Linked DNA regions of Mus musculus: region 2 is linked to region 1. A link is a loop called in an ENCODE intact Hi-C map of the cell type or tissue named here. Cell type or tissue: heart. All regions are shown on one strand. Each heading gives the region's core, and the rest is flanking DNA. Links, peaks and the distances in the headings are about the cores only.

The links. Hi-C counts contacts between places; a loop is a spot of excess contacts. Peaks named below come from ENCODE experiments on the same cell type or tissue, not always from the same donor. Only the 100,000 strongest peaks of a DNase experiment are listed, where the experiment ranks them.
Region 2: it touches region 1 in a loop (2.5-fold over the local background); 21 of 42 quality-filtered maps call a loop at or near these places.

The regions. Positions count from the first base shown.
Region 1 is chr4:147,515,205-147,525,478 of GRCm38, reverse strand. Zfp982 (zinc finger protein 982) reads right to left here. Exons shown (of 5, transcript NM_001371348.1): 5 at 9,415-10,274. It also overlaps the pseudogene Vmn2r-ps20. Among named protein-coding and RNA genes, the nearest start is that of Zfp985, 33 kb to the left of the region's middle. In heart, for the core only: no CTCF peak of the experiment used is centred there; a DNase peak (open chromatin) is centred at 6,298.
Region 2 is chr4:147,581,382-147,591,655 of GRCm38, reverse strand. It overlaps Zfp985 (zinc finger protein 985), which reads right to left. Exons shown (of 6, transcript NM_001014397.4): 6 at 6,455-8,822. The coding sequence ends at 7,420. Among named protein-coding and RNA genes, the nearest start is that of Zfp985, 33 kb to the right of the region's middle. In heart, for the core only: no CTCF peak of the experiment used is centred there; no DNase peak of the experiment used is centred there.

The DNA.
Region 1 (10,274 bases), core at 1,420-9,419:
GGATGGATGTGAATCATACCAGGTTTGTACCTACCACCAGGGAAATCTAACCATTTTTGCAAGCAACAGACACGTATGTGCTCTCAGAAATTATGATGTAAAATTTCCCCACTCCCCAATCAGGAACCACTACTCCAACTCTGTTGCAGCCTGTCTTCCACACAACTTCCCAGGACCTACTCTGCATAGCTTCCCCACAAGGTTGCTGCTAGACTAGACAAGAACTGGATGTACTAGGACACTACACCTGAGATCTGAACCCTTCAGATACAACTAATCCTGTCTAACTTCTCATATTGTGGGTCTAGCAATCTGGGCTAAAAATGCACAGAATTAATCTTTCTAAATTCTGATGCTCAGAACAGATATCCAAAACAAACAGAAACTATGATAAAATGTCCTTGGCTCAAACCACAAACCATATATGTATTCTATAAGGAGCACAGTTTACATGATATCCAAGATAAAAATTGAAAATCCATAGTAATGACCAAGGAGATTAAAGTTTGTAAACCATGTAAATCCACTCAGATAGGAACAAAATGAATCATGGGAAAGAAAATAACACCAGATGCCTGAAGGAAATGAGGACACTATAAAATATTAAAATTGAGTTCAATAGGTGCTTAGAATTGCCCCCCCACCAAAAAAAAAGGCTGGGTGTGGTGAATATGTCTTGGGAGGCAGAGGCAGGGGGATTTCTGAGTTCAAGGCCAACCTGGTCTACTGAGTGAGTTCCCAAAAGCCAGGGCTATACAGAGAATCCCTGTCTCAAAAAACCAAGAAAAAAAAAAAAGAACCTGAAAACAAAATGCAGTAAGGCAAATAAAAATAATACAGAGAGAAATTATAAGTCTTGGACAAAATTAACATGATGTTAGGTCAAGGCACAATATTATTTACTACTTGAAGGATCAGGCACTAAAGAGAAACTCCTTTCGAAAATTGTCTAGATTTTTGTCAAAAAAAGAAAAAGAAAAGGAAAGAAATGAAAAGAAAGTATGAAGGAAAGAAAACTAGAACAAAATTACAATGCATACTGCACAGTTTGTTCATAAATGGTTTCCTGATTGTTCACTGTAACACTCTATGTACACCCATGCATGTCAGCATAAGCTGGGGAAAGAAGACTCGAGATTTACCCAGGTCTCATTAGACTATTGCTAGGAAGTCAACTCTTTTTATGATTATAATGAGTTCCAGGATTCTCATTATAATCTGTTTAAAAATCTGTTGTAATGATTGTGAGAGGTTAAAATGGATTCTAGCTAAGCATGGAGGTGAGAGCTCAGAAGCACAAGTCCAGACCTGGAGGTCTGTCTTTAAAGAACAGGGTTCTGTGCTCATGGACACCTTTCAAATGTCAGGGCTACTTGTTTCCCATTGTGGTGACTTTTAGTTTTCCCATATTGTATTTGTGCAAAAAAAAAATGTTACAAGTTAATTGATCCTTCATATGTGAATAGATGAAATAAACATACTGCTGATTTATAATCCATCTGAGTTAAGGAAAGAAATTAAAGCCTTTCCCTCAGAGCATTTAACTAAGTGTGAGTCCAAAGTTGAATTCTCTACTTCATGTTCCCTGTGCCTTCTATCCTTTGTGTGTCTGTTCAGTTAGTTTAAATCTTTAACTTCCTGAAGGCTGCCTCATGCAATTCTCCGTTTCTATCTGTCTTTTGTCTCCATGTGTAAGGTAGAAAATTTAAGTTTGACCCCCTAGACCAAGTTGAAGCCAAGAACGAAAAATAGGTGGTCCCTGAAGCACCCTGTTCGGAGAATGGCTGATCACAGAACAGGTAATTACACAAGCCAGTTCAGTGATCCTGTTCTAGGACCTGGCTGACCACAAAAGTTAGATTAAAATCTTGAGAACCTCAATACCTGTGGAGAATCCATGCAGGCCAGAAGAGGAAATTGTGACCCAAAGGTTGGAATGTCACTTTGATGTATACTAGTCTGACCTCAAAAGTAGAGGAATACACCTGCCACAGTGTTCTGATTGCTGGGATTATGTCAGCAACACTTGCATGTTTTTTTTTAAAGATTTATTTATTTTATGTATATGAGTACACATTTTAGTTGTACAGATGGTTGTGAGCCTTCATGTGATTGTTGGGAATTGAACTGAGAACCTCTATTTGCTCTGGCCAACCCCACTTGCTCCAGCCAAAGATTTATTAGTATAAGTTCGCTGTAGCTGTCTTCAAACGCACCAGAAGAGGGTATCAGATCTCATTATGGGTGGTTGTGAGCCACCATGTGGTTGCTGGGATTTGAACTCAGTACCTTTGGAAGAGGGTTTTCACTACAGTGCAAGAAAAAGTACACTTTTTTTTTTTTTTTTTTTTTTTACCAGAAGTGAAGGAATGGATATAGTAAGCAGGTTGGTGACCTGTGGTAGATGTAGTGCCAGACTACACCTGAAAGTCCCAGACTGTTAAATTGTCCCAGATAATCATCCTAGGTCATTGTTTCTCCAGTAGTACAAACCATCCTTGGGGGACATAGGACATGTACCTTACAGCTTGGTGTCCTCTACACGGTATGCTTGATCCTCCTCTAGACCCTTATTTTTAGAATTCAACTTTAAGAAGGAAACACCTGTACTTGTCAAAAGACTTTTGAGGAAGCCACACCTTTATCTTCACTGTGCACATATGATTGAGACAATTATTACCAAGAAATTTCATTTTGAAATTATACTGTGCTTACTTGTTCCTAAAATAAACCATCCTGGGATCAGAATCTTGAAGCTTCAGTCAGCATTGGCCACTGAGTCTACAGGGAAAACTTATAGTTTACTTCCCAGTTTTAATAATTCAGAAACTCCTTAGTTTACTCAAACTCAGAACATAAAACCCCAGCAATATCCAACCAGAGATATTTCTGATCCTGAAAATCCTTTCCCCCCATCCCCCCCCCAAATAAAACCCTTTGAGAAGCCTGCCTCTCACTTATTTCTCTTCTGCTTCTCACCTGAGCAGAGGCAGCCTCCCTCCAGTGTTATCCCATTAAACCTCTGTGTGTGGTTAAATGTTCCATGGGGCATTGTGGTATATCATGACTTCTGACTGCCAGGAGACCTTTTACTTCAGAGCTATTCACATATTCACTGGGATGGATTTATCCCTGAGTGCTGCAAGAATTTCATTGACAATAACTCACAACACACCCACAACTAGTGCTGAAATACTTATAGAGTGGTATTGAACATAGATTTCTTTTGGTCTCATGGATTGTTATTCTACCAGACCTAGGGTTTGCAGAGACCGCCATGCTTGTATCACTTAACCAGTAAACATCAATCATAGTCTTTCACTGTGACAAATGAACTCAGTTTTGAGCACAAACTTTCTTCTCCTTTGAATTTTTAGCTTTTTGATGTTTTTCATTTTTAATGATCCATAGAGGATATACTTTATCAGCAGCCAGGAAAATGTTTCACAGAAAAATGAGAAAAGACCAGAAATTTGAAAATAGAATTTGTGAGATACAAGTACTAATGCCTACACATGAAATATTAATGATGATGTTCATAGTGTGAATAAATTTCAGTAAAAGAACACTCTGAAATTGAGAACCATGATCAATTTGGCCAAAAGTTTGGGAAAAAATATCCTAGTCTATGCACCTACAAACATGGTTTGCTTCGCTATAAAACTGACTGAGTGTGAATGGCCTGTGAATATCATGGAGCCAAAGAAAGAGAAGATGAGGGAAATGCACAGAATGTAGGTGAGAGTGTGGTTACTGGTTTTCCAAATGGAAGGTGCTGGGTGATTCACAAAAATCCCAAGAATCAGACCTCTGAAGGCAGGGAAACAGATTTCACAGGTAATGGCCATTCTCAAATGGTCTCCCTAGGCCAGAGATGTCACAGGTGTATGGACGCTTTAGTAATCTATGCTCTGTGATGGTGTACCAGGCCTCTGGACACTTCACACACTAATACACAAGAAAGTATCATCACTGGGAGTGGTGGCCCACGCCTGTAATCCCAACACTTGGGAGGCAGAGGCAGGGGAATTTCTGAGTTCAAGGCCAACCTGGTCTACAGAGTGAGTTCCAGGATTGCCAAGGCTACACAGAGAAACCCTGTCTCAAAAAGAAAACAAAAACAAAAACAAAAAAAAAAAACAAAAAAAAAACAAACGAAAAAAAATGGAGGAGGAGGAGGCAGCAGCAGCAGAAGGAGGTGGAGGAGGAAGAGCAGCAGCAGCAGCAGCAGCAGCAGCAGCAGCAGCAGCAGGAGGAGGAGGAGGAGGAGGAGGAGGAGGAGGAGGAGGAGGAGGAGGAAAGTATCATCATTGTAGCTTCCATAGTCACAGGACACTTTCAGACACAGGTGGGAGATGCTTTTCACCATCCACATCCTTTGCAGCTGAGGATGTAACTGAAGTCACTGTGGTACAGCAACAACTGTAATTCAAAATGTCCATCCTCTTCACTGATTAAAAACTAAGAAATGTATATGTTTACATTTTATTTACCTATGTGTAAATGTTGCTGTGTTATTAATGTTGCTAGAAAAACACATTTCTTTGAATATTTTGGATAATTGAATGGGGTATTCCTTTCAGTCAATCACAGTTCTACTGACTCTGGAAGACAGCTCATTGCTCTCACAGTAGAACACCTGAAGATCTATGGCCTATTTGAAAAGTTTTGCCAAAACTGTCTGGTCAATATACCAAGCCAGTTCACGAGAAGCCGGGGCAGAAAGTGGATAATTTTGTGTCAGGACATCTGGACAAACAGAAGTGTAATCTTGCAATGAACAAGAATTAGTTGTGAAATGGGGTGAGGCAGAGCATGGTTCAGATAGACAGGTTGGAAGCAGGAAGGGAGAGGATTAATTCTCTGGTGGTGGAACACAAACTACTCATCTTCAGGGCACCCATAGAAAGGAATCCATAAGATCCTGGCAGCCCAGGAAAAATAACCTATGTCAGCTTCCTGTGCAGAACATGAAAGCCAAGATCCTCCAGCACCATCACAAGACACTTCCTAAGAAGGTGTGTGACTGCTTTAGAAAGCTCAGTTTAATGAGGAATGGATTCCTGTTTCCTATCCATATAATTTCAGTGGAGCACAGGCTGTATGCTAGCCAGTCAGGATAGGAAGGATCAATGGGGACAGGTGTTTGAGAACTGGTCTTGATACTGTTGCTAGTATTAGAGGCTGTGATGTACAGCAGCTAACATCAGTAGTGGTAGCTACTGTGACCTTTCTGTGTGACCTTTCTGTGGTTAGGGAGTTTAACAATTTCCTTTCCCCTTCCATAGGTACCATTGGATACCTGGAGGGAGTGAAGAATCTGAGACACAAGGAAAGCCCTGCAGTAGTTCTAGCATTCCCACAGCAACTGAGGCCACTTACTCTAGATGTGGAACTCAGTTCTGACTTCTCTGTTTTTAGAGAGACAACCGCTAATTTATAGTAGTTGTTCATTATTTTGATGATAGATAGATAGATAGATAGATAGATAGATAGATAGATAGATAGATAGATATTCACATTAAAATGTTCAGGCAAATAGATGTACCTAGAAAAAATTATCTACTAAGGTAAACCAGACACAGGTGGAGAAATATGGAATATATTCACTTATGTGTGGATATTAGCCAATGCTAAAATAATGAACTTGATATTCATAGGCCCATTGTATTCAGAGATATTAAGTATAGAAGAGTTGACTTCAGAGCACACAGTGGCACCCAGATTCCCTGGTGGAAGTAAATAAAATAGATTCCATGGATGAACTGGAGACAGATGGGAATGTGACTGGGAAAATGAGGTAGAGAGTGGTAGGGAAGTTAAGGTTGAAGGAGAAAATGCTGAGAGACAGTTGGAATTGAGAGGGACATTTGAGTGATGATATGGAAACCTACAGTGGTACATACTTCTTAAATGCTATAAAGACAATCGAAATTCAGTAACGTACAAATGGGGGTGAATAAGTCCCAACTGACCTGGTATTTCCTTCAAATGAGCTTTCTAGTACACTACCTGGGTTTTATTTGAGTTTTTGGCTAAGTGGGTCCCTTGGATCCACAAGCAATCTAGACGCTTGCTAAGATAACTCTTTGTTCTGTAGAAATTGAAAGCAGTTCTCCATTACCAAGCATGCCATCCAGAGAACTCATTGGACATGGAGAAGTTGAACCTTCCTGACTATATAATATTGTCTTTGTTATGAGAAGTTACTAAACAGGCTAACAAAAGAGAAATGTGAAAATCAACTTAGCTGCCTTCCAAGTGCTGGGATTAAAGGCATGTGTCACCACTGCCCGGCTCAAAAAAGAATTTGTATTGAAGAGAAGTACTACAAATATAAGCAATGTTGTTAGCACCAGGTGCATCTGTCTTTACAGTCAGGTTTTCAACCCAGTGAAGAGGCTCCTCATCTCTAGGCAACAGGACTGCTCCTGCATCTGTTGTCATGGCACCCACCATGGCATCACTCCCCTTTCACGTGCTTCCCATCCTCCTGTACTGAATAAAAGAGTCCCACAGCCCCTCAAATTGCTAAAATATTGTTTAAGATTGTTTAAGATTCAATCAAAACTCCAGTGGTTCGTATGGGACTAATATCTAAAAAGCTCCCAGTGGATATATAATCTCCAATGGCAAAGAATCTGACTAGCACAGTGATTAAAAAGCAGAGTTAAAAACCATGGATGGATGTGAATTGTATCAGCTTTGAACCTGCCACCAGAGAAATATAGCCATGTTTGCAACCAACAAGCCCATCCTCTAAGAAATTATTACGTAAGAATCCAGGCAACAATAAGATGAATAAAAAAAAATCAGGATACGCCACACTTACATGGTCAGCAATTTACCAACACAGTTATGAAATGCACAATAGTTTGAGGATCAGTGCTCTTATGAGCAGCCGAGTAAGGGATTTCAATCATGCTCCAGTGCCTGTCTGTCCACTAGCCTAGCAGCTTCTGTGACCTTGGAGTGTCCAAGTCTTCTGGTTTGCAGTTCCTGCCACTGCTCTGGTGACTGAAAATTTCCACAAGACTTAACTTGGGGACAACTGCAGAGGAAGGGAATTTTCACATGGCTGTGTAGACCCCAGGCAGTGTTCTCTAGTCCTAGTTCCACACCATGCAGCTCCAAACTCCTACTGACAGGGATGGGCTGCTGATCCCACTCTTTTCCTTCAGACCCTCAGTCCTTCTTCTGAGTTCTCCTGTAACAAAATCAATTTCAACCAAGGAATAACTCTTTCTACCTACTCCATGTGTTTCCCATCCTCAGGCTGTCCCATTAGTTGTCCTGAAGAGAAGTTTCCTTTCCCTGGAAGGTACTGACATAGACCTAGTGGGTTCCTTAAAATCTAGCCACTGGAAGATCTAGAAATGCCCATCAGGCTCATATGCTTATTAAGCATTTTACAGTGCTCTTCCACAAATAGTTAATGTTCCAAATCCAGTGAGCTTCAGCCTCCATGTTTTTTAAACATGATATGGTTAATTTACCTGAGCCAAGTATTTGCATCTTTATCAATATACACATGCTGTCTTCCACATAATTCAGTGAGTCTACTTGGACCTATTTTGTCAACCATCACCATATGCTTGCTGTACCATAGACAAGAAGTGTGTGTATAAATGGTTATAGAATGAAGACAATCATTGTGTGAGGGGTACAAGGTAAGATGTTCTTCATTGTGCATTTCTAGAAAATTTTCCATGAACCTGAAAGTAACTTCTGATTTGATTCATGATCTTTCAGTCATTAAGCAGTGAGGCCTAAATCCACTGATCATGTGCAATGAGACTCAAGAGAGACTGTCTACCTGGTTGCAAATTTCCAGACTGTTAAGAGCTCCTCAAGCTACCTAATTTTCATTTGCCTGGTGTGTGAGTTTTAACATCCCTGATGAAGCAATTGGCAGAAAATATCTATGATCATTTGAAATCAAGGGCCACTATTGCTTCTTCTCGTACTTAGGTTCTACCAATGAGGTCCTGTTTCATCAAATTCCAATATTGAGACCAATGAAATGTTATCTTTCAGTAGTTGGACCATTTCCTTGTGTTTTCTTTTTGTTGTTTTCTAGTTTTTTGTGGGTTTTGTGTTTGTTTGTTTGTTATTGTTTTTTGTTTGTTTGTTTGTTTGTTTTGAGGCAGGGTTTCTCTGTATAGTCTTGGCTGTACTGGAACTCACACTGTAGACCAGGCTGGCCTTCAACTCAGAAATTTGCCTGCTTCTGCCTCCCAAGTGCTGGGATTAAAGGCATGCACCCCCACAACCTGTTTTTTTTTTTTTTTTAAATCAAGGAAAATATATGGAGTGATATGGATTTGTTCATTCTACCATTCAATTTTTTTCTTTGATCCTAATTTACTGAAACTTCCTGAATTTAAGATAAATATTCTAATATAATACTTGAACTTGGAGTAATATTACGTTTTCCAGTACTTCCAAATGTATTTCCAGGATGGTTGGATTTCTAAACTGTGCATGAGTATGCACCTCATCTACTCTAAAAAGGATTTTTCTCTAAGATTTACAGATTCATATTTGTATGAATAAACTCATACATGAAATTAAGATGAAGATAATACCTTAGTAGTATTATCTTCATATCAGGCTACAGAGAAACCCTTTCTCAAAAAAAAAAAAAAACCCACACACAAGAAAAGAATGGAAATCTATTTCATTCCTTACAGTAGAGTGGAGTATTAAGGCACAAGAGAACCAGACACCAAAATGTTTTGTAATATGTGTCAACGGTCGGTCAGCATTTTTCTGAGACTTATAGGACTTTTGTTCAATAAATGGGTATTAATGACTTCAGAACCATGCAGAGACACAGCAAAGTCTGGATAGCTATCCTTGAAATCTATGAAGCCATATTTTCATTCATTTTTGTAGGTTTTTCTCTCATACTTCCTTGAATTCAAGAGAGAGTAGTAGACTTCTTGCTGAGGCTCTGACAGCTTCTACATATTTTCGGTTTTGAGCCTTTTTATCTTCACCTAGTAATACTTGCCTGGAGCACTAAGCTGAATCTTACCTATTTCAGTTAACACAAATCACCATATGTAAAACAGTGTTTCTAACTTTTTTAATGCTAAACACTGACATAGAATTCTAATTATTTTTAGCAGGGCAAACTACCCTGCAGTTCAATGAATGATTTCGCAGTTTTAAGACAATTGGAAATATGTGTTTCCCTGTACTTTTAAGCAATAACTGTGACAGGGTCGTTACATCCCAAAGGGATTGTTATCCACCAGTTGAAAATCACTACTATTAACTTTATGATACAGGTTTGCAAAAATTTCATGACTTCTGCATATGTTTTATGTGAGGCATTTCCTGGGAAGATGCAACATATATTCATCTGAGTATCCCAAGGGCAAGTTGAAAACAACCAAAGCAACCTTGTAGAATCTTTCAGCTTTATTGGAGTTAGTTACAGGACAATAGGAAAGGAGTTGTTGAGCAGATCACAAGAGACTCGGAGTCACTTGTTATCCTATAATGTGAAACAAGTATTTGAGAAGAATTATGATTACTGGATACTCGAAGCACACTTCACATCTGCAAGCATATTTATAGAATAAAGAATATGCTGTCTGGGTAGCTCAGTTTGCCAGATAATCTTTTAAGTATATTTTTATCTTAATTGGTTCATTTTAATTAAATATACAGAATGTTACCAGTTTTATTAGATATTTTGAGGATTGTATTAAAGACCTTAAATAGTTTCCTTTTGAAATGGATTATTTCTGTCTTAAAGAAAGTGTTACACAATACTATCTTCTGACTTCCCAGCTTGTCTTCATCTTGCCACATTTGAGGGTGAACAAATAAAAAGGTGTCATGAAAAGCTTTCTACAACTGGGCGTGGTGGCACATGTCTTTAATCCAAGCACTCGGGAGAGAGAGGCAGGCGGATTACTGAGTTCGAGGCCAGCCTGGTCTACAGGATGGCCATGGATATACAGAGAAACCCTGTCTCTAAAAACCAACCCCCCCCCAAAAAAAAGAAAGAAAGAAAGAAAGAAAGAAAGAAAGAAAGAAAGAAAGGCTTGCTACATTTTTTCAAATTGTCAGAGTCGACATTATTTAAGATTTGAACATTGCATGAAAATTTTCAAAAGATTCTCATAATTATACTAATTCTCTAGTGTGGAGCCTTGAGTATTGCCAAGAATATGCCATGAATAAAACATATGCCACCTTTTTCTCAACAGAAATACTTTCCCTTAAAAAGTTCTTAGATGTTTTCTCTGACTAAAATG
Region 2 (10,274 bases), core at 769-8,768, 67 kb before region 1:
GGGGTTGTAATGCTGCAGCTGTCCACTTCTGGGTGGTGCCTGCATAACGTGCAGAGCCATCAGTAAACCAGGCTCTAGTCTTCTCCTCTTCGGTCAGTTGATCATAGGGAACACCCCATGAGGCTATAGGTGCATGCTTGGCAGCAGATGGCATTGTAACAGGAGTAGAAACCATAGGCATTTGAGCAACTTCTTCATGTAACTTGCTTGTGCCTTCAGGACCTGCTCTGGCCCGATCACGTATATACCACTTCCATTTGATAATAGACTGCTGCTGTGCGCGTCCCACTTTATGACTTGCAGGGTCTGATAGTACCCAGCTCATGATGGGTAGTTCAGGTCGCATAGTAACTTGGTGTCCTATTGTCAAACGTTCAGTTTCCACTAAGGCCCAATAGCAGGCCAAGAGCTGTTTTTCAAAGGGAGAATAGTTGTCTGCAGATGATGGTAGAGCTTTGCTCCAAAATCCCAAAGGTCTTTTCTGTGATTCACCTACAGGGGCCTGCCAGAGGCTCCAAACAGCATCTCTATCAGCCACAGATACCTCAAGTACCATCGGGTCTGCTGGGTCATATGGTCCAAGTGGTAGAGCAGCCTGCACAGCAGCCTGGACCTGTTGAAGGGCCTTCTCCTGTTCCAGGCCCCACACAAAGCTAGCAGCTTTCCGAGTCACTTGGTAAATAGGCCTAAGTAACACACCCAAGTGAGGGATGTGTTGTCTCCAGAATCCAAATAGGCCCACTAAACGTTGTGCTTCTTTCTTGGTTGTAGGAGGGGCCAGGTGCAATAACTTATCTTTCACCTTAGAAGGAATATCTCTGCACGCCCCACACCACTGGACTCCTAAGAATTTCACTGAGGTAGATGGTCCTTGAATTTTGGTTGGATTTATTTCCCATCCTCTGATACGCATATGTGTTACCAATGAGTCCAAAGTGGTTGCTACTTCCTGCTCACTTGGTCCAATCAGCATAATGTCATCAATATAGTGCACCAATGTGATATTTTGTGGAAGATCCAAACGATCAAGATCCCTTCTAACTAAATTATGACACAGGGCAGGAGAGTTAATATATCCTTGAGGCAAAACTGTGAAGGTATACTGTTGGCCTTGCCAACTGAAAGCAAATTGCTTCTGGTGGTCCTTATGGACAGGTACTGAGAAGAAGGCATTTGCCAGATCAATAGCCGCATACCAGGTGCCAGGAGATGTGTTAATTTGCTCAAGTAACGAAACTACATCTGGTACAGCAGCTGCAATTGGAGTTACTACCTGATTTAGTTTTCGATAATCAACTGTCATTCTCCATGATCCATCTGTTTTCTGCACTGGCCAGATAGGAGAGTTAAACGGAGATGTGGTGGGAACCACCACCCCTGTGTCTTTCAAGTCCTTGATAGTGGCAGTAATTTCTGCAATGCCTCCAGGAATACGATACTGTTTTTGATTCACTATTTTCTTTGGCAAAGGCAACTCTAAAGGCTTCCATTTGGCCTTTCCAACCATAATAGCCCTCACTCTACAGTTCAGGGAACCAATATGAGAATTCTGCCAATTTCTGAGTATATCTATCCCAATTATACATTCTGGAACTGGGGAAATCACCACAGGATGTGTCCGGGGACCTACTGGACCTACTGTGAGTCGGACATCAGTCAAAACTCCATTAATCACCTGCCCTCCATAAGCCCCTACTTTAACTGGAGGGCCACAATGTTTCTTGGGATCCCCTGGGATCAGTGTCAACTCAGAACCAGTATCCAGCAGACCCCGAAAAGTCTGATTATTTCCTTTTCCCCAGTGTACAGTTACCCTTGTAAAAGGCCGTAGGTCCCTCTGGGGAAGAACTGGAGAAAGGGTAACAGCAAAACCTTTGAGTGTCTTATCAAGATCCTTCCTCAGCGGAACCTGGCCACCCCTTCATTCAAGGGGTTCTGGATCTGCAAACTGTCTCAAGTCTGGAAATTGATTCACTGGCCGAGATTGCTGTTTACCACGATCTAATGTAGCCTTTCTTTCATTTGGCTGTTTACCACGATCTAATGTAGCCTTTCTTTCATTTGTTTGAGAATTTTTCTGCTTATACAGATCAAACAAATATGCAGTAGGCTTCCTATGTATTTCATTCCTGGAAACACCATGATTGGTTAGCCAGTACCAAAGGTCCAACCGAGTCATGCCATTATAAATTTCACCTCTCCTGTGCTGACCATTACTGGGTATGTTATTATAAACATTCTTTTGTCTACGCTGTCCATTATAATAACTAGAATCACCTTGTCTCCGGCAATTCAATGCTGCCACCTGGCCCTTGTTACCTCGGAATCCAACTAAACCCAGTGAATTTAATTCATCTAATTGAGCAGAAGCATCTCCAATGCTAAGATCTGGCACAAGGAAAAGGGAAAGAACAAAACCCTTCAAATGTGCTGGTGCCCCTCTCACCAATTTGCGTCTTATAGAGCTGGTGAAAGGCATATCTTCTGGACCTTCCCATTGTGGACAATTATGCTTTACACAATATATCCACTCTAGCATTGCAATTTCCCTAAGTCTTAAAATCCCTTCATCAACACTAAGCCATGGAATATCAGGCATCTCCAAGTCATTTCCAGTAGGCCATCTTTTGATAAACACCTCAGCCAACCATTCAAACAAACTTTTGACACCTTTTTTAACTATGCGAGCTTCCGTATTAAACCTAGAATCTCTACTCAGAGGACCCATGTCAATAAACTCAGCCTGCTCTAGTTTTATGTTCCTTCCACCCTTATCCCACACCCTTAAAATCCATTCCCACACATATTCACCAGGTTTCTGCTTGAATGAATTAGCAAACTCATTAAGCTCCTTAGTAGTGTAGCGAATTTCCTCATGGACTACACTTTCTACCTCCCCTCTAGGAGCCTGTTTTGCTTTGAGTCTGGTTACAGGTCTAGAAGAAACTATTGGTGGGCCATGAGCAGACTCTGCAAAATTAATTTCCTCATGTGGGGAAGGCATTATTTCAAGAGGTGGGGCTGAGGGTACTACTTCCTCAGGTGGGGCAAACCCTTGAGAATCTGAGGATTCAAAATTCTCAGCTTCAACATGGTCTTCCCACACATCCCCATCCCATGTTGTAGGATCCCATTCTTTGCCAATTAGAGCCCTTACTTTAACTGTCGACACACTCTGAGGCTGAGACTTGAATTTTCGCTGTAGTTCAGCCAACCTTACAATGAGAGTTTCTGTTTGATTTTCTGCAACTTGAGCTCTATTGCTACAAGAGAGAAGATTCTCCTCAAGGACACACTTAGCAACTTTTAGATCGTTTACTTGTGTCTGGAGCCTTTCGATTTTATCACACAACTCCTTCCTTTCATTCATCATTTTTTCCACAGATACTAAGAGCAGCCAGCCAGTAAAATCATTTTTCGATTTTTTCCCCATCTTGTAGAAAGCTTTGTGCACTGAATCACCTAATTCATTAAGAAAATCAAGGGCATTAGCTTCTTTAAGTTCGGAATATAGTTTCAACCATGGGTCTTCAAAATTCTCTGAGCTCCCAGGAGGGAGAGAATCTGGAGAGGTTTCAATAGTTGAAAGTGCTGGTGGATCAACAAGCCAATTCCAGAATTTTAAAAGATTCATCCTTGTACTTCTGTTACTCTAGAACCACTCCTGGTACCAACTTCTGTATTAGTCAGGGTTCTCTAGAGTCACAGAACTTATGGATAGTCTCTAGATAATAAAGGAATTTATTGATGACTTACAGTCGGCAGCTCAATTCCCAACAATCGTTCAGTCACAGCTGTGAATGGAAGTCCAAGGATCTAGCAGTTACTCAGTCTCACGCAGCAAGCAGGCGAAGGAGCAGGAGCAAGAGCTGGACTCCCTTCTTCCAATGTCCTTATATTGTCTCCAGCAGAAGGTGTAACCTTAAACTCGGAGATTCAATCTTCTGGAATCCATAGCCACTATGGCTCAAGATCTTCAAACCAAGATTCAGATAAGGATCTCCAAGCCTCCAGATAAGGGTCACTGGTGAGCCTTCCAATTCTGGATTGTAGTTCATTCCAAATACAGTCAAGTTGACAACCAGGAATAACCACTACACATGGTCAGCAATTTAACAACACAGTTATCAAATGCACAATAGAATTTGAGGCTCAGTGTTATTATGAGCAGCAGAGTAAGGGATTTCAATATTGGTCCAGTGCCTGTCTGTCCACTAGCATAGCAACTTCTGTGACCTTGGAGTGTCCAAATCTTCTTGTTTGCAGTTCCTGCCACTGCTCTGGTGACTGAAAATTTCCACAAGGCTTAACTTGGGGACAACTGCAGAGGAAGGGAATTTTCACATGGCTGTGTAGACCCCAGGAAGTATTCTCTAGTCCTAGTTCCACACCATGCAGCTCCAAACTCCTACTGACAGTGATGGGCTGATGATCCCACTCTCTTCCTTCAGGCCCTCAGTCCCTCTTCTGAGTTCTCCTGGAACAAAATCAATTTCAACCCAGGAATAACTCTACCTGCTCCATGTGTTTCCCATCCCCAGGCTGTCCCATCAGTTGTCCTGAAGCTGAAGAGAAGTTTCCTTCACTGCAAGGTACTGACATAGACCTAGTGGGTTCCTTAAAATCTAGACACTGGAAGTTCTAGAAATGCCCATCCGGCTCCTATAGTGTGGCTCTTATTATTTACCTTACAATGCTCTTCCACAAATAGTTAATGTTCCAAATCCAGTGAGCTTCTGTCTCCATGTTCTTCAAACATGGTATGGTTAATTATCCCAAGCCAAGGACTTGCATCTTTATCAATATACACATGCTATCTTCCACACAACTCAAACAGAGTCTACCTGGACCTATTTTGTCAACCACCACCATATGCTTGCAGTACCATAGATAAGAAGTGTGTGTATAAATGGTTATAGAATGAATATTGTGTGAGGGGTACAAGGTAAGATGTGTCTTCATTGTGTACTTCTAGAAATTTTTCCATGAACCTGGAAGTCACTTCAGATTTGGGTAATGATCTCTCAGTCATTAAGCAGTGAGGCCTAAATCCACTGAACATGTGCAATGAGAATCAAGAGAGACTGTTCACCTGGTTGCAATTTCTAGACAGGTAAGAGCTACTTAAGCCACCTAATTTTCATTTGCCTGGTATGTGTTTCAACATCTCTGATGAAGCAGTTGGCAGAAAATACTAATGACCATCTGAAATCAAAGGCCACTATTGCTTCTTCTCGTACTTAGAATCTACTAATGAGGTCCTGTTTCATCAAATTCCAATATTGAGACCAATGAAATGTTATCATTCAGTAGGTTCACACAAGTTGAACAATTTCCTTGTATTTTTTAAACTCAAGGAAAATACATGGATTTGTTCATTGTACCATTTGACTTTTTTCTTAGATCCTAATTTACTGAAACTTCCTGAACTTAGGATAAATATTCTAATATAATACTTGAACTTGGAGTAATAGTACGTTTTCCAGAACTTCCAAATGTATTTCCAGGATGGTTGGATTTCTAAACTGTGCATGAGTATGCACCTCATCTACTCTAAAAAGGATTTTTCTCTAAGATTTACAGATTCATGATATTTGTATGAATGAACTCATACATGAAATTAAGATGAAGATAATACCTTAATAGTGAGTTGTTGAGGTTTTGTTCAGAATGTATATTCTGAGATGTGCAAAATATTAACATTCTGTAGATGATTTAAGAAAAGAATGGAAATCTAAATCATTCCTTATGGTAGATTGGAGTATTAAGGCACGACAGGACCAGTCACCACAATGTTTTGTAATATGTGTCAATGGGCAGCATTTTTCTGAGACTTATAGGACTTTTGTTCAATAAGTGGGTATTAATGACTTCAGAACCATGCACAGACAAAGCAAAGTCTGGATAGCTATCCGTGAAATCTATGAAGCCATGCTTTCATGTATTTTTCTATATTTTTCTCTCATACTTCCTTGAATTCAAGAGTTATTTCTGAGGCTCTGAAAGCATCTACATATTTCCTTTTTTGAGCCTTTTTATCTTAACCTAGTAATACTTGCCTGGAACATTGAACTGAATTTTACCTATTTCATTTAACACAAATCACCATATGTAAAACAGTGTTTCTAACTCTTTTAATGCTAAACAGACATTGAATTCAAATTATTCTTAGGTGGGCAAACTACCCTGCAGTTCAATAAATGATTTCTCAGTTTTAAGACAATTGGAAAAATGTGTTTTCCTATGCTTTTAAGCAACCACTATGACACGGTCATTACATCCCAAAGAGATTGTTATCCACCAGTTGAAAATCATTACTATTAACTTTATGATACAGGTTTGCAAAAATAAATATTCATGACTTCTGCATATGTTTTATGTGAGGCATTTCCTGGGAAGATGCAACATATATTCATCTGAGTATCCCAAGTGTAAATTGAAAACAACCAAAGCAAACTTGTTGAATCTTTCAGCTTTATTGGAGTTAGTTACAGGACAATAGGAAAGGAGTTGTTGACCAGATCACAAGAAACTCAGAGTCATTTGTTATCCTATAATGACAAACAAGCATTTGAGAAGAATTCTGATTAGTAGATACTCGAAGCACACTTCACATCTGTAAGCATATTTATAGGATAAAGAATATGCTGTCTGGGTGGCTCAGTTTGCCAGGTACTCTTTTTTAAGTATAACTTTTCTTAATTGGATCATTTAAATTAAATATACAGAATGTTATCAGTTTTATTAGATATTTTGAGGATTGCATTAAAGACCTTAAATAGTTTTCCTTTGAAATGGATTATTTCAGTCTCAATGAAAGTGTTACACAATACTATCTTCTGACTTCCCAACTTGTCTTCATCTGGTAACATTTGAGGGTGAACAAGTAAAAAGGTGTCATGAAAAGCTTTCTACATTTTCACATTTTCAGAGTTTCTCACAGCATAAATAGTTAACATTATCTAAGATTTGAACATTGCATGAATGTTTTGACAAGATTTTCATAATCACACTAATTCTCTAGTGTGGAGCCTCAAGTGTTGCCAGGACACCATGAATAAAACATATGCCACATTTTCCCCAACAGAAATACTTTACCCTAAAAAGTTCTTAGATGTTCTCTCTATCCTGAAGTGAAGTCAAAGATATTTCTTCATACAATGCATGAGTTAAGTTTCTAGCCTGTAAGTATTCACTGTTACAGTCTAGGAAATAGGCCAAAAAAAAAAAAAAAAGGATTCATACCTACAATATATTTGAAAAGTTTGTCTTCTCTAACTATTCTCTAATGAATTTTAAGATGATATATCTTGGTAAAGGATTGTCTCGTTCACTTCATTTATAAATATTCTCTACTGTATGAAAAAATTCATGATTTCTCAGACTGACATTGTGAGTATTGTATTTGTCACATGTAAACTATTTGTAAGGTTTCTCTCCTGTATGAATTTTCTGATGATTAATAAGATGGGATTTGTGGGTAAAGCATTTGTCACATTCACTGCATTTGTAAGGTTTCTCTCCTGTATGAATTCCCTGATGAATATTAAGATGGGATTTTTGGGTAAAGCATTTGTCACATTCACTACACTTGTAAGGTTTCTCTCCTGTATGCATTCTCTGATGAATTCTCAGACTGCCTTTTCCAGTAAAGCATTTGTCACATTCACTACATTTGTGAGGTCTCTCTCCTGTATGAATTCTCTGATGAATTCTCAGACTGCCTTTTCCAGTAAAGCATTTGTCACATTCACTACATTTGTAAGGTTTCTCTCCTATATGAATTCTCTGATGAATTCTCAGACTGCCTTTTCCAGTAAAGCATTTGTCACATTCACTGCATTTGTAAGGTTTCTCTCCTGTATGAATTCTATGATGAATACCAAGATGGAATTTTCGGGTAAAGCATTTGTCACATTCACTGCATTTGTAAGGTTTCTCTCCGGTGTGAATTCTCTGATGAGCTCTCAAATTAAATTTGTGGGTAAAGCATTTGTCACATTCACTACATTTGTGAGGTTTCTCTCCTGTATGAATTATCTGATGAGCTCTCAAATTAAATTTGTGGGTAAAGCATTTGTCACATTCACTACATTTGTGAGGTTTCTCTCCTGTATGAATTCTCTGATGATAATTAAGACGGGATTTGTGAGTAAAGCATTTGTCACATTCACTACATTTGTAAAGTTTCTCTCCCGTATGAATTCTCTGATGAGCTCTCAAATTAAATTTGTGGGTAAAGCATTTGTCACATTCACTACATTTGTGAGGTTTCTCTCCTGTATGAATTCCCTGATGACTTCTAAGATGGATCTGATGGGTAAAGCATTTGTCACTTTTACTACTTTTGTAAGGTTTCTTTCCATGATAAATTCTCTGCTGAGTTTGAAGTTTTTCTCTCTGGGTAAGATATTTGTGAAATTCACTGCATTTGTAAGGGTTCACTCCAGTATTTTTTTGTTTCACCATGTCTTTATGTTTAGAAACAAAAACCTTCTCAAATTCTGCATTTCGCTTGTGTTTTTTCTTCTGCATGTGGATTCCTTGATTGAGACTAATGGTAGAAAACAAACTTACACTGTTTACAGAGTCATTGTATTTGCAAACTTCTTTAGTGTTCCTGGGCTTAAGTCTTTTTTGGTTCCAGTATTGAAGAGAGCTGTGATAAGTTTTGTAAGGTGTATATTGGGGGGAATCAAGAAGCACCTTGCTAAGCTTGTCCCATTTAGAAGACTTCTCTTGAATATTCATGTGTTCATGGACAATGTACTGGCTGTCTTGATCCAAGACCTTCCTATACTTTCCACGTATGCAATGATTTTCTGAAAAAACAAAAACAAAATGGGGCAATTAGAGATGACATGAATTACTTATATAAGGAGTAAGGGACTCAATAATCAGTGAGCTTATGGATTCGTACTCTCAAGAGAGGTCTCTCTCTCTCTCTCTCTCTCTCTCTTTCTTTTTAAATCACTACATGTATCCTCAGAAGAACCTCAAATATGATCTATATCAAATGACTGGAAATGATAATAGCCTGCTAAATTTTATTTTCAAATTAGACATCATACCACCTCAAATATAATAACCCAGAATTGCTCCTGTCTTAAGGAAAAAGAGGGACAAAGAATGGAAAAGAGGCTGAAGGGAAGGCCATCCAGAGACTGGATGAAAAGGATGCAGATCCTTGCAGCCAACCATTGGACTGAGCAAGGGGACCACAATGAAGGAGTTAAGGGAAGGACTGAAGAAGCTGAAGGGCTTTGCAACTGTGTAGGAGGAACAACAATATCAAGACCCACAAAGCTCTCAAGGGTCAAATCACCAAATAAAGAGTACACATGGAAGTACAAATGGCTCCAGCTTTATATATAGCAGGATTGCCTTATGTGGCATCAACAGGAGGGGAGTCCCTTGGTACTGTGAAGGTTCAGTATCCCAGCATAGGAGAATCCTAGGGGCATGAGGTGGGAGTAGGTGGATCGGTGGTGGGAGCATAATTGTAAAAGCCAGGGGGAGGGGGTGGGATATAGAGTTTCCAGACAGGGAATGAAGAAGAAGCATAACACTTGACATGTAAATAAATAAAATGACCAATAAAAAAGAAAATTGTACTTTGCATAAGCTGGGACAAATAAATGATCCATCTCTAGTGAATTTTCAGAAAGTAGAACTCTAAACAATATATCTCTAATTTTATGGTTACAATTTGATTCAGAGTGACACTGAATCAGTTATAATTTTGGTTAGGTATAAATTTATGATATAGCCGATAGTATCAGGGAAATCACTAAATAGATTTGTTTCAACATCCAAAATGCTAGGATAATGATTATGCTGTCCCAGATTTAAACACAGAGCTCAAATGTCAAAAAGTTAAATTAAAAAAAAATTGGCCAAACCAACAGCTCTATATCCACTTGAAACCTTGTATATTTTTATATTCATAAATAAGGGAACATTTTAAAGCAGTAATAAGATTTTAAAATTGCAAGTATAATATGTTTAGAAATATAGTTTTTTGTTCTGGATATTTAAATTTTTACTTGAACATTTTTAACGTGACTGAAGCCAGATAAGAGATAAGGAGTGATCTCAGAGAATATAGCACTGGTTACTTTTTCAAAGAAAGCAGAGATATGTAAAGGAAACACAATGAAAAAGTTATGATTTTAACTAGAATTTCTCTCATTCAGGAGTCTCTGGATATCTCAGAGCATTTACATAAACACATAGTAGGAAAACTCAAAGAAAGAAACAAGAATTCGACAAGA